Linked DNA regions of Homo sapiens: region 1 is linked to region 2. The links are chromatin loops, found by intact Hi-C in ENCODE. Cell type or tissue: GM12878. All regions are shown on one strand. Each heading gives the region's core, and the rest is flanking DNA. Links, peaks and the distances in the headings are about the cores only. Region 1 has its middle 22 kb from the start of DISP1. Region 2 has its middle 61 kb from the start of TLR5.

Region 1 (6,312 bases), core at 467-5,466, 290 kb before region 2:
CTATTTGCAAGAGCCAAAAGATGGAAGTAACCCAAGTGTCCATCAATGAATGCATGGATAAACGTTTTAATTACCTACAATGAAATATTGTTCAACTCCAAAAAGAGAGTAAATTCTGACACATGCTATAAGGTGGATGAAGCTTGAGGATATTATGCTAAATGAAATAAGCCAGGGACAAATAGACAAATATTGTATGACTCAACTTATGTGAGGTACTTAGAGTAGTCAAAATCATAGAAACAGAAAACAGAAATGGTGGTTGCCAGGGGCCTGTGGGAGTGATATGGTTTGGCTCTGTGTCCCCACCCAAATCTCATTTCTAACTGTAATCCCCACGTGTGGAGGAGGGACCTGGTGGGAGGTGATTGGATTATGAAGGCAGTCTCCCCCATGCTGTTCTTGTGATAGTGAGTGAGTTATCACAAGATCTGATGGTTTTATAAGTGGCAGTTTCCCCTGCTCTTTTCTCGCCTGCTGCCATGTAAGACGTGCCTCCTTCCTCCTCCACCACGATTGTAAGTTTCCTGAAGCCTCCTCCGCCATGCAGAACTGTAGGTAAATTAAACCTCTTTTCTTTATAAATTACCCAGTCTCAAGCAGTTCTTTACAGCAGTGCAAAAATGGATTAATATGGGGGGGAAGAGGAAATGGGGAGTCATTACTTGATGGGTATAGAGTTTCAGTTTTGCAAGATGAAATGAGTTCTGGGTATTGGCTGCACAATAATGTGGGTGTACTTAACACCACTGAACTGCACACTAAAAATGGTGAAGGTGGTAAGTTTCATGTTACATGTTTACCAATATTTAAACAAAGCGAAAACACTTATAAGTTTGGAAGAAGAACTTTGCAGAGCTAAAGCTCAGACCTTGGAGTGTTAGTGTCTCTGAGCTCAGAGGAAAGGCCCTGTGGGGCTGAGACCTGGACCTCTGGATATGGTGGGGATGGACTGGCTGCTACTGGTGTCTTGAAGGAGGCACGATGATCAGGCTACCCCTATAAGTGTTGGAAAAACTGCCAACTGGAACCAAGTGCTGGTACTGGGACTAAACTAATTGCTGCTGCCTGGTGAAGAAGAATTACTAGGGTGAGACTGACAGGAAGCAGAAAAAAATTCCTTCTTTCTTCTCCAGCCTCGCAGTCTCCCTCTACCAACCTCTCTTGGCAGAGTCTAGCTTGGAGCCAGCTGGCAAACAGAAAAGTGGTTTGCAAAGTCCTGATCCCAGCAGCACCAAACTGAGTATAGAAGAGGAGTTTGAAAATGAGACAATGGCTGACACAGTGGGCCACTGAACATTTAATTTATGAACAAGGAAATGGCATAATCAGAGTGTTAGAATGCTGACTCTGGTGGCAGTGTGAGAAATAATTGAAAAAGGGAGACTTACGAGACTATTAAATCTATCCAGGAAAGATGCAGTGAGAGTCCAGCCTTGGATTTGCTCCAATTCTGTTATCAAAGTTTCTGTCCTGTTCCTGAATCCTGAGTCATCTTGCCCATGTTATCCTTAGTTCTTGTACGTGGATCCCCTTCCAATTTCTGTTGCTGTGCCTTTTTAGCCTACCCAAGACTGCCCATTCACAAGTTAAGGACAGCTAAGAATTCTAGACTGGACAGCCTGCCTGGGTCCCCTAATATGACCTGCTTTAAATAGCACCATATTCCAGGAAACTCTTCAGACATCCTGCTATTCCTCTGAAATCTCTGAAGCTAACTGCTTACCTAGTCCTACTATGTGCCATACCTAAGTGTTAGGGTTTCAGAGATGAACGATATTCTATACTCAAGAGGCTGGGCATGGTGGCTCATGCCTGTAATCCTAGCACTTTGGGAGGCCAAGGCAGGAGGATCATTTGAGCTCAGGAGTTAGAGGCCAGCCTGGCCAACATAGGGAGACCTCATCTCTAAAAAAAAAGGAAAAAGTATTCTATACTCAAGGAAACTGAAGTTTAGGGAAAAAGGCATCAAATGTAAATAAATAGTTAGAATATGATGATAGAAAAGTAATTGCTAATATTTATTATAAGATAGGAATTTTTAAGTGCTTGAGATACAAACACATTTAAACCTCGTAACAAACCTAGGAGGTAGGTTCTGTTATTACTCCCATTTTATAGGTGGTGAAACTGAGACACAGAAGATTAAGTGATTTGTTCAAGGTCAGGCAGTAAGGAAGTGTTGGAACTGGCATTCAAGTCCCAGAGCAGTCAGCCTCTGCAGTTCAGGATTCAGGGACTGAGAGTAGGAAAATTTAAAAAGGTTGATGAGGTTCAAATGGAAATCAACAAGAGGGTCTGACAAATTGGATTAAGTTTTCACCTGTGGGTAGAGGGAGAAAGGGTGTGTGTGTGTGCGCGTGCGTGCGTGTGCACATATATATGCGTATGTGTTCGTATTCGTGTGTGTGTGTGTGTGTGTGTGTGTGTGTGTGTGTGTGTAGCTGCATGGCTCTCCTTAGAGATGCTTCTTTAAATCCCCCTTTTCTTGCCTACCACTGCTTATAACCCACCATTTCTGCAATGAAAGGCAGAGATGGAGGACCTGCGTACACTCTATGGTAAATTGTTGGAGTAAAACCTGTTCAGAAATCAAACCTTCCTCTTTGGCTGCCTGCCACTGTGCTGGATTCAATCATAACAAGTAGCCCAGACCCCAACCATCTTCTCTACATCAACCTCACCTTTATTCTACCACAATATTCATCTGTTATCAAATGAGATAAAGTATAAGAGAGCATTTTATAAGTTATTAAGTGTCATACAAATATTAGTTATCATTGTTACTACCACCTGCAAAACTGGTCAATTTCGATAAGTTTCCTTTTCTGCATGTCTGAGTTCTATGAAAAACTTCACTAAAAAACTCATTGAAAAATCCCCATGTTGTTTTCGGAACTGATCACTAGGTGTTGCTATTTGATAACACATTATCAACACCCTGCCCACCCCCAAATGCCTGTATTTTTTTGCAGAGGTACTGAGATTGATTTTTCTCTATTTGATTTTGATAAGAATTATCTGTTGTGTTTCACATAATTTGCAGAGAAATAATTTGAAGTCAAGTAGGAGTAATTGGCCTTATTCCTTGCTTCCCCTCTTTTTCCTCTTTCATGCCTTCGATTTTAACAACCATCTCTCTCACTGCAGTGCCTGCAATGCAGATCACTCCTCAATCCCTATTTCATCTATTCAACAAATATTTATTGAACATTATATATGTGCCAGACATTGACTAGGAGCTGAGTATACAAGAGTGAATAAAACAGCCAAAGTTTTGACCACCATGCAGCTTACTCTTACGGCTCTTTCTTGGACAACCGACCCACATTTTCAACTTTTTTTGCAATAGGAACTAAACTTGTCTTTTCGTTTCCCACATTGAAAATCTCTCAGGTAGCATCCATGTAGCTGAACTGCTTCTCAAACTCATCATATTCATCCTGAGCACCACCTTTTGACTTGAATGGAAACATGACTTGTTCTCTTAAGTCATCAAGCTCAAAAATCTCAGTTATGCTAAGTGAAATAAGCCAGGCACAGAAAGTCAAATACTGGGTGATCTCCCTTATATGTGGAATCTAAAAAAGTAAATTTCATAGAAACAGTGAGCAGAAAGATGGTTGTGGTTACCATCGGCTGGTGAGGGGGAGAAGGGTGGGAGAAGCGAAGGAATGTTGATCAAAGGGTTCAAGGTTTCAGTTTAGACTGAAGGAATACGTTTCAATGATCTATAATAATGTATTGTGTATTTCAAAACTGTTAAAATAATAGATTTTTAACATCTCACAAGAAAAAAGATAAATTGATGAAGTGATAGATATGTTAGATATGTTAATTAGCTGGATTTAACCTTTCTACAATGTGTGCATGGATCAAAACATCATGTTGTACCTCATAAATGCACATAATTATTTTTGTCAATTAAAAATAAATAAAGTTTAAAAACCCAAACTTTTTTTTTTTTTTTTTGAACTGCTTCCTCTCCTTTGCTTCCATTCCTAATCAATTGTCACATCCAAGCTTTGGAACAGGTCTTCAGTGCCCCTGGCCTGGGCCACAGTGATAGAATTTCCTGCTTCCTTTTCCTCTTACCTCCAACAAATCCTCTACATTGCTGACAGAGTAATTCTCTTGAATAGTACTTCTCACCATACAACCCCCAGCCCCTTTCTTTATTCTAAGCATTTAAACTCCTATTCTTAGCATCTAAATCTCTCCATCACCTGACTTCAACCTCCATAGTCTTCACTCTACCTCTAAATCAACAAAAAGTGGGTTAAGAAATGTTTATGTACCATGCATTGGACTAAGGCACATGGAGTAGAGATATGAACAAGACCAGATCCCTTCCCTCATGATAAGCAGAAGATTACTAAATAAGTGTTATGGATTGAATTGTGCCCATCCCCAATTCATATGTTGATACCCTACCCGCCAGTACCTTAGAATGTATTAGGAGATAGGGCCTTTAAAGAGGTAAAGGGGTTAAATGAGGTCATGAGGGTAGGACACCAATCCAGTAGGACTGGTGCTCTTGTAAAAGGAGAGAGATACACCAGGGATGCACACATACAGAGGAGAGGTGACGTAAGGACACAGAGAGAAAGAAGACAGCCATCTGCAAGTCTGGAAAGAGACCTCAGGAGAAACCAAACCTGCCAACACTTTGATCTTGGACTTCCAGTTGATGGCAGTGGCAGGCCATTTGTAGCAACCGCTGCCATCATGCCAGCTGCAGCAGGGAGGCGCAGCCAGGGCTGCACACTCCATGAAGCCAGCAGGAACTGGGGAGAAGTGGGAGCCCCACCCATTCTGAGTTGGGGCAGGAGCTCCTTGGATGCCACTGCAGCCGCCCAAGCCACAGCTGCGGACCCAGACATCCCTGTGCTCTTGGGGCCCGGGAGCAGGTGGGAGCTCCAACCTCTGATGCACAGCTTCAGCTGCCCAAACCAGGGCTGCAGATCCAGGCCTCCTGCTCCATGGAGCAGGCAGGAGCCACCTCCCCTCCTGCCCCTCCTCCACCCCCACAGCTGTAGCCGCCCAAACTGTGGCTGCAGACCCAGGCATCTCTACACTCTTAGGGGCCCTGGAAGGCCTCCTCCTACCCTCACAGGCTTGGAAGTGCCTGCTCCCACTGCCTGGCTTCTCTCTGCTGTAGGCACCTGCTTCTATCTTGAAGCAAAGTCAGGCTGAGCCCAGGCACTGTTGGAGCCCAGCCAAGTGTGCACACTCTTGGGGCAGTGCTGACATGCCAGCTTCTTGCCATCTCAGCCACTTCTGGACTTTGGGCACCAACAAGCATAGGAAGGAAGCCAAGGGTGGCTAAGGGCAGCTCTGCACTGGCCTGCAGGTGCCCCTTGGCAACTACAGCCTGGATACCATGGATGGCAGCTGAAGGCAGACAGGTTCCTGGGCAGAAGTGGGCAGGTCCCTGGTGAGGCCCCACATTCAGGCTAGGGAGGGCCTGAAGACTGTGGGCTGGACTGCTAGTCCCATGAACCAGAGTAGGAACTCCTGGTGCCTTTTCCCGGCCCACCCATGGCCACCTGTGGACCAATCGGCACACACTTCCTCCCCTCTGAGGCCCATAAAAGTCCTGGGTTCATCCAGAGCTGAGTAGACATTGGGATGAACAGCTGCAGAGAGGAGCTACCCACTTCAGGGACTCCTCTCTGCTGAGAGCTGCAGAGAAAATGGTATAACTTGTCTGCAGAGAGGAGCTTCCTACAACAGGGTCTCCTCTCTGCCAGGAGCTGAACACTCGCCAATGGGACACCATAGCTACAGAAAGGCGCTGCCTTCTGTGGGAGACCGAGCTGTTCTATCACTCAATAAAGCTCCGCTTCATCTTACCCACTCTCCACTTGTCTGCATACCTCATTCTTCCTCGTCACAGGACAAGAACTCAGGACCCATTGAATGGCGGGGCTAAAAGAGCTATAATGCAAACAGAGCTGAAACATGCCCCTTGCTTGCCATGTTGCAGGCAAAGAAAAGGAGAGATGAGCTGTGGCCCTTCGGGGATCCCAGACCTTGGAGCTCCCTGAGCCAGGGCTGTGACTCCCTCTTTAAAGCCCTGCAGTTCCTGGGATCTCCAAGCTTCCAGGTGCCACCATATTCCCCAGTGCCAGCCATGATGAGCTACTTGTGTTGCGTCTGGTTCAGCTGCAGCTTCTCAGAGAGCCAGCACCCATGCCAGCACCTGGTGCTGCCCACCCCACTGCAGCAGCCAGCATGTCTGTCTGGGCGCAGTGGCCGGACCACAGATTCATTCACACACCCCTCACCATTCCACGCCTGACTCATCCT
Region 2 (6,312 bases), core at 520-5,519:
GGTTGAGAGTTTGAGACCAGGCTGGCCAACACAGCGAAACCTTCTCTCTATTAAAAATACAAAAATTATCTGGGCGTGGTGGCAGGTGCCTGTAATCCCAGCTACTTGGGAGGCTGAGGCAGGAGAATTGCTTGAACCTGGGATGTGGAGGTTGCAGTGAGCCGAGATGGCGCCACTGCACTCCAGCCTGGGCAACAGAGCAAGACTGTCTCAAAAAAAAAAAAAAAATTATGAGGCCCTCAGGAAACCTGGGGGTCCATCCATCAACGCCAATCTGTGACCTCGTTCAGATGTTTCTCCAGCTCTGGCTGCTGGAACGTTTATTCCTCCATCAGGGCTTGGGCCATTCCAGGCTGGGGAGAAGAGGCCAGAGGGAGGAGGGAGGCCCCCAGCCAGGTTCCGGCTTGGGCAGTGCAGCCAGCAGAGGGGCTTAGGAGCAGCAGGCAGTGGAGTCCTGAGCAGAAGCAGGAGGGTTGCAGGGCTGTGCTGGCACCAGCCGTGGTACAACTGGGGCATGGATGATGACTGAAGATGGTCAGGTAGAGGAGAGTTGAAGCTTCTACCCTACATGTGTGCTCACTGTTCAGGAGACTCATCAGCGCTGCTTTACAGTGTGGTCGCTGGCTTTTCCCAAGAGAAAGAGGAAACTGCCAGGACTGCTAAAGGCTGGGCCCAGGACTGCTGCTCCTTCTATGGCTCGACACAGGGGGAAGGGGGACAGCCTCGCTTCTTGCTGGGGCTGATCACAGGGGAAGAGGGGTCCAAGGCCACCATTGGAGACCACGCATTCTACGTGAGGGCCACGGGTCCCCCTGTGTCTGCCTTTCCACGTGGGGAGGGGTACATAGCAGCTGTGAACCTCTCATCTGCTGCCCCAGGCTTTTGGATCCTGTCAATGCACAGACTCTGACAGACTCAAACATCTGCCTTCCAGCCTCGGCCATGTACTCTGGTGACTTCCCCAGAATGAGTGTGGCAGGTCGCCTTGATCCAAGTAGCTGCCAACTCACCCTTGCCCTCTTAAACAGCCCCTTTGTGGACAGTGGTCAGTGACAGAGACATGGGTGACCTGCTGAGTGGGAGGGGAAGGCTCCTCTCTGGAGGTTCAGAGGTGGAATTCAGACCCGCAGGCCAAAGTCTCAGAAGGCAGATTTTACGCCCACGCAGGAGTGAATAATAAACTCTTTAATACTGGAGTGGTCTGATTTCCAAAAGGGGGTGCCCTGTCCCTAGAAGTGTTCACACAGAGGCCGGATCATCCCTGCCGGGAGAATGAGAATGAATTCCTACACTCGTGGAGAGGCTGGACTCTTTAAACTTCCAAGATTCCTCACGCTTTTAATCATCCTTCATTCTAATTATCCAGACCCTATTTGGTGACAATTATCATTTGCAAGTCCCAGCAATCCTCATTTTGGGGGCCAATCCCTAGTTGCTTGTGTAAGTAAGCATTGTTGAGAAAAGGGTCCAACAGCTGGAATCCAGGAAGGCCCTACCTACCTAGGCACCATGTTAATGCCCAGCTAGTCAGTTGGGTCCAAGCGGCTTTGAGTATTTCTATTTTAATATAACTGCATGAAATTCGCGCACCCGGGAAAGAGCTCGTGCGGGGTCACTGAGCACCTTCTTTTCTTGGCCCTGAGGTTGGGCTGGGGGTGGAAAGGACCCTCAGCTCAGAGCCCTCCGTGAGGCCCCCAGCATCTACTGCATCACAGATTGGACTGTCCCCAGCCACAGGACAGGGCTCAGGCCTCCCAGTTCTCCAAGAAGCGCATTCCCTGGGGTTGGCCCACAGGACCGGGCTTCTCCGTTCACCTTTTCTCTTGGATTCGTGCACCACCTTGGCTGTACTGAGAAGCAGTAGTGTGAGCAACCAGGTTTGAAGGCCACAGGCTCTGACCCCAATGCCCACCCTGTGCTGCTCCGGAGGAACTCTCTGGGGTCTCCTGCCCCTCAGGCTCCAATGCCGGCCCCAGCCTCACTCTGCCAGGGCCATGGATCCTGCCCTCACAGCCCTGGGGGGGAAGGACCAGTGCCCAGGCAAAGCTCCATGCCTGGCTCACACAGGCCCACAGGAGAGGGAGGAAAAGTCTCCCTCATGAGTAGCCAGGGTCAGGGTCCAATGAGGGCCCTTAACATGTAAAAGATGTAGCTTGAGCTCAATCAGCTTTAACCTTGTCTTTCCATTACCTCATAAAGTAGCATGGAACTCTTGACAAAAGTAGCAAAGCTCTGAGGAGATGTGCGCTTACTGGCTTTCTAGCATATTCCAAAGTTCTCTCTGCCTCCAGGTGTGTTGCTGCTGCAGGGCTGCAGGTAGGCATGGGCCGGGCTGCAACTTGGGGCTCTTCTGAGGACCTGGGACTCTCCCCGGGAAGGGCGGCCGTGCAGCTGTTTCTAGATCAGCGAGGATTTCACCACAGGACTCCCATTCTGTGATCGTGCTTCCAGGCTGACCTGTGGCACGTGTGTGCAGGGTGTCGTGCATGTGTATTGTGCGTGTGGTGGGTGTCCACTGTGTAGTGTGTGTACACATAGTATGTGTGGTGTGTGTATACTGTGGTTTCTCCCCTGAGGCCGGCGCCTCCGGGTGTGGTGTTGGCGCTGTGTCTAGGGTTTCTAGAAGGGGAGGAATGAGGGAAAGAGGCCCCTCCGGGCACTGGGACAGGCTCAAGGGGAACAGCCCCGAGCTGGGTGTTGGCTGAGTGTGAATTCCAGCAGCCAGGCTCACAGACCCGTGTCACCTCTGACGTCAAGTGGCAGGGACACGCTAAAAGCCTTTGAGTCTATTGATTGAGAAGGCTCCAGAAGGTTTTGGAGCGCTGGAAGAAGGCCAGGCCTGGAATTTACGCGTCGGCCTCTTGGTGTCTCCTCCCGCTGAAGGGAGTAAATCCAGGCAGGTCTGGGGCTGCCGGGCGGGCACCTGGGGCGGAGGAGCCTCGAGGCTGTGGTCCTGCAGCACCACCTGGGGGCGGCGAGAAGAGTAGCCGCAGAGGCTCGGGAGGACGCGCCCTCGGGTCCAGCCGCAGCCAGCACACCGGGAGGTGGTCAGGGGTCATCTCTTCTGCGCCGGCCCCAAAGTAGACTGTCCAGTTCCCTGGGAGATACTGCGAAATCTGCTTCATGTTTCCATTCGTAGACAGGAAAAAAAAAAGCCCGCCCCAAAAGCCTGAGCTTCCATTAGGATTACCTTGCCTGGGGTCCCAGAGTGACCATAAAACACCATTTCCCACCCTCCCTGCCCCATTGGTTTGTCAGAATACTGCTTCCACTAAGAGGTACCATCGTTTAAGATTCTTAGAATATTCTACCTAAAAGGCCTGAATATTCTCATATTCATGTGTGGCCTTAGAATGAATATCCAGCCTGAAAGGAGATGGTGAAGTATGCCTGCCTCATAGGGAAACTGAGGCTCAGCAAGGCTCCGTGGAAGAGGGGAAACCTTACCCTCTGAGTGCTCCATAATGGAGTCTATGGAATAAACTGACAGCAGGCGGATTAGCAGGAGGAAGGGTGACCACATTTATTATGCACATGGATGCATCATGGGAAAGAAAAGTGAATATCTCCAAACCAATGAGAGACCTAGAAGCTTATGCGCCTGACTCACCGCGGAGGCAGGAGAGGGGATGGAGGTGCCATGGGGAGAATGAATGATTTGGGGAAAGATGAATGGGCCCTTGGGAGAATATGGGTAGCCTATGACAAAGTTGGCCTGGGCATGGCATCAACCTTCAGTCCCCTCTGCTGTGATGCGAGTCTCCCCTGGCTCATGAATTTCCTGGGGAGGGGGATTCATGATAATTGAGGTCCCTTTGGAGGGTCCGTCTTTAGGCAGACAAAGGCAGCTCAGAGCAAGCCTCCGCCTGCATCCTGTGCTGCCCAGTGCCTTCGGTTCAAGGTAGCTGGCATACCGTGTTTGGGTGGCACTTCCCGAACTCCTTCAGCCCAGTCCCTTGACTTTAAGCCCAGTGCTCTTTCCACTGCTGTCCACGGTGTGTGGCCCTCCCCCCGTGCAGGTGTGTGACTGGGCACCCGCAGAGGGACACCAGGCCACAGGGAAAACAGAGAGAGGCAGACCCAGATAATGCCAAGATGTGCACAGAGCTGAGTGCTGTAGAAGGAGCTGCAGGCATGGGATGGAGGGTGTGACACCAAGTGGTACCACCCACAGGACACATCTGCTGCGAAGATACTCAGACTGAAGTCTGGGTCCCAGAGAAATGACTCTTTATAGCACCTGGAAAGGCTACCCTGCTGCCTGCAGTCTCTGTGGAACAAAGAAGAAATGAATATTGCAATGCATGTCACACGTAAATTCAGCATCTAGCCCTGTTTGTACTTGACCTGGCCTGGCCACCTTGTTACCTTATGCTCCTCATCACAAACTCCTCCCCAGAGCCAGGCTGCTGGCCTCCCTGAATATCCTGCTTTCGCGCCTTTGCTTTTGCTGCTTCCCCTTCCCGGAGCACCTGCCATGCCCCCCTCACACCTTAGCATGTGAGTCGAAGCTTCCTGTACACAGCCAGGGGCTCCTGGAGGGGTGTGTTAGCTTCCTACAGCAGCTGTAACAAAGTCTTACAGACCGGGAGGCTTACACAGCAGAAACCTGTGGCCTCACAATTCTGGAGGCTGCAAGTCCGAGATCTAGATGTTGGCAGGTTGATTCGTTTTGTGGGCTGTGAGGGAGAATCTGTTGCAGGCCCCTCTGCTTGGCTGGTAGTCGACCATCTTCATGTGTCTTCATGCATCATTCTGTGTGTGTGGCTGTCTCCACGTTTCTCTTTTTTATAAGGACACTATTCATTTTGGATGAGTAATGGCCTCATTTTAACTTGATTACCTTTCTAAAGCCTTATCTTCAAATGAGGTGCTATTCTAAGGAACATGGGACGTCAGCAAATGACTTTTGTAGTAGACACAATTCCACCCACAATACCTGGTTCTGGCCTGGCCAGCCACTGCTGAACCGATGGAATGCTAAAGGGAATGGGATTTCGAAGTGAAAGATGGCTTGGAAGTTTGGAGAACATGAGGAGGAGGTCTCGGGGGTGTTGGGGGTGGATGAGCCCATTGCTGTGGGAGCAGAGAGGTCAGAGCATGTAGTGGAAAGGGGTTTGGGGTAAGCTTTTGCTGTTTCGGTTGTGAGAAAAACTTTCTTCCATCTCCTTGGGAAAGCGTTAGCAAGGAGTACATTACTAATCCTTAGACTGGAGTGAGATATGTGTTGGGTCAGGGGCAACGTGAGGACGTCCGGCACTACGGAAGGGCCAGGGGGAGCCCCAGTGGATCTAAATCTTTCTTACCCTTCCAGGACTAACTCACGTCCTTCTTCCTGGCACGTCTGAGCTTGCGTTATTCTGGCAGAAAACAAACTAAATTACAGTAAATATATCACACACATTATTTCCAGCGCCACTTCATTAGCCGGTGCTGTTTTGTAGGGCTAATTAACTGTGGCGCGTATGTTTGTCTTCTCCAGTTGATGCTGGTGCACGTGTATAGTCTGAGGTTTGTTTTTCCCCAGCCTCACCCCCATGGTGCCTAATACACCACATCGTGCACAGCAGGCGCTTGGAGCACGCCTGTAAACTGAAGGCTGCTTGGGATGCCCATCACGTTCCCTTATGCCAGCCTTAGCACAGCGTCGGGGTCGCCCACACCCAAGGCTCCCCCTGTACCTGTGGAAGGGCTAGAATGGAGACAAAAGGCGTGCCCCATACATTGTACTTCCTCAGTTTTGGAGAGGCTCACCCTAAGGTCCTCTGCAGATATTCCCGTTCTCAACAACGTTGGCCACACCCCTGGAGGCTTTGGAAGTTACTAGAAGGGCCCGAGTTTGACAAGGCCTTCTGCTGCTCTCTCTGACCTTAGGCCCTCAGGAAAGAAGGCGGAGGCATTTGGCACTGTAGTGGATGGAAACCAGGCTGCTCCGAGTGGCTGTTTTCTTTCGACGCCAAAGAAATGGAATTTGCCTGAGAGTCTCAGAGCGTCTCTTCCCACTTAATAAATTCTGTTTGAAATGGATGATAATGGCTTCAGGGACAATGTGTTCGAGATGGATTGTAACGGGAGATTAGGGAACAACAGGTTCACAACCCCCAGACCTGACGCTGCAGGCTTTTAGTCAGGGCCCTTCTGGGAGGACAAGCAGCTGGTCTAGGTGGAGGGAGAATTTGGAAAGAATCCAGGGCTGGAGCAGGGCCACATCATGAACTGAGGATGCAGAGGAGATCTGAGGCCAGAAGATGTTTCAAAGGTAGGGAAGGGCAGTGGGGAGAGTGCTGGGGAGGGGCCTCTTTGAGGCTGTTC

Evidence for each region. Hi-C counts contacts between places; a loop is a spot of excess contacts. Peaks named below come from ENCODE experiments on the same cell type or tissue, not always from the same donor. Only the 100,000 strongest peaks of a DNase experiment are listed, where the experiment ranks them.
Region 1: it touches region 2 in a loop (11-fold over the local background); 107 of 110 quality-filtered maps call a loop at or near these places.

What each region holds. Positions count from the first base shown.
Region 1 is chr1:222,790,034-222,796,345 of GRCh38, forward strand. No RefSeq gene overlaps it. Among named protein-coding and RNA genes, the nearest start is that of DISP1, 22 kb to the right of the region's middle. In GM12878, for the core only: CTCF peaks have their summits at 2,908 (motif pointing right) and 4,703 (motif pointing right); no DNase peak of the experiment used is centred there.
Region 2 is chr1:223,078,628-223,084,939 of GRCh38, forward strand. No RefSeq gene overlaps it. Among named protein-coding and RNA genes, the nearest start is that of TLR5, 61 kb to the right of the region's middle. RefSeq lists an enhancer at 1-499. In GM12878, for the core only: a CTCF peak has its summit at 2,960; a DNase peak (open chromatin) is centred at 2,804; H3K4me3 peaks cover 327 bases.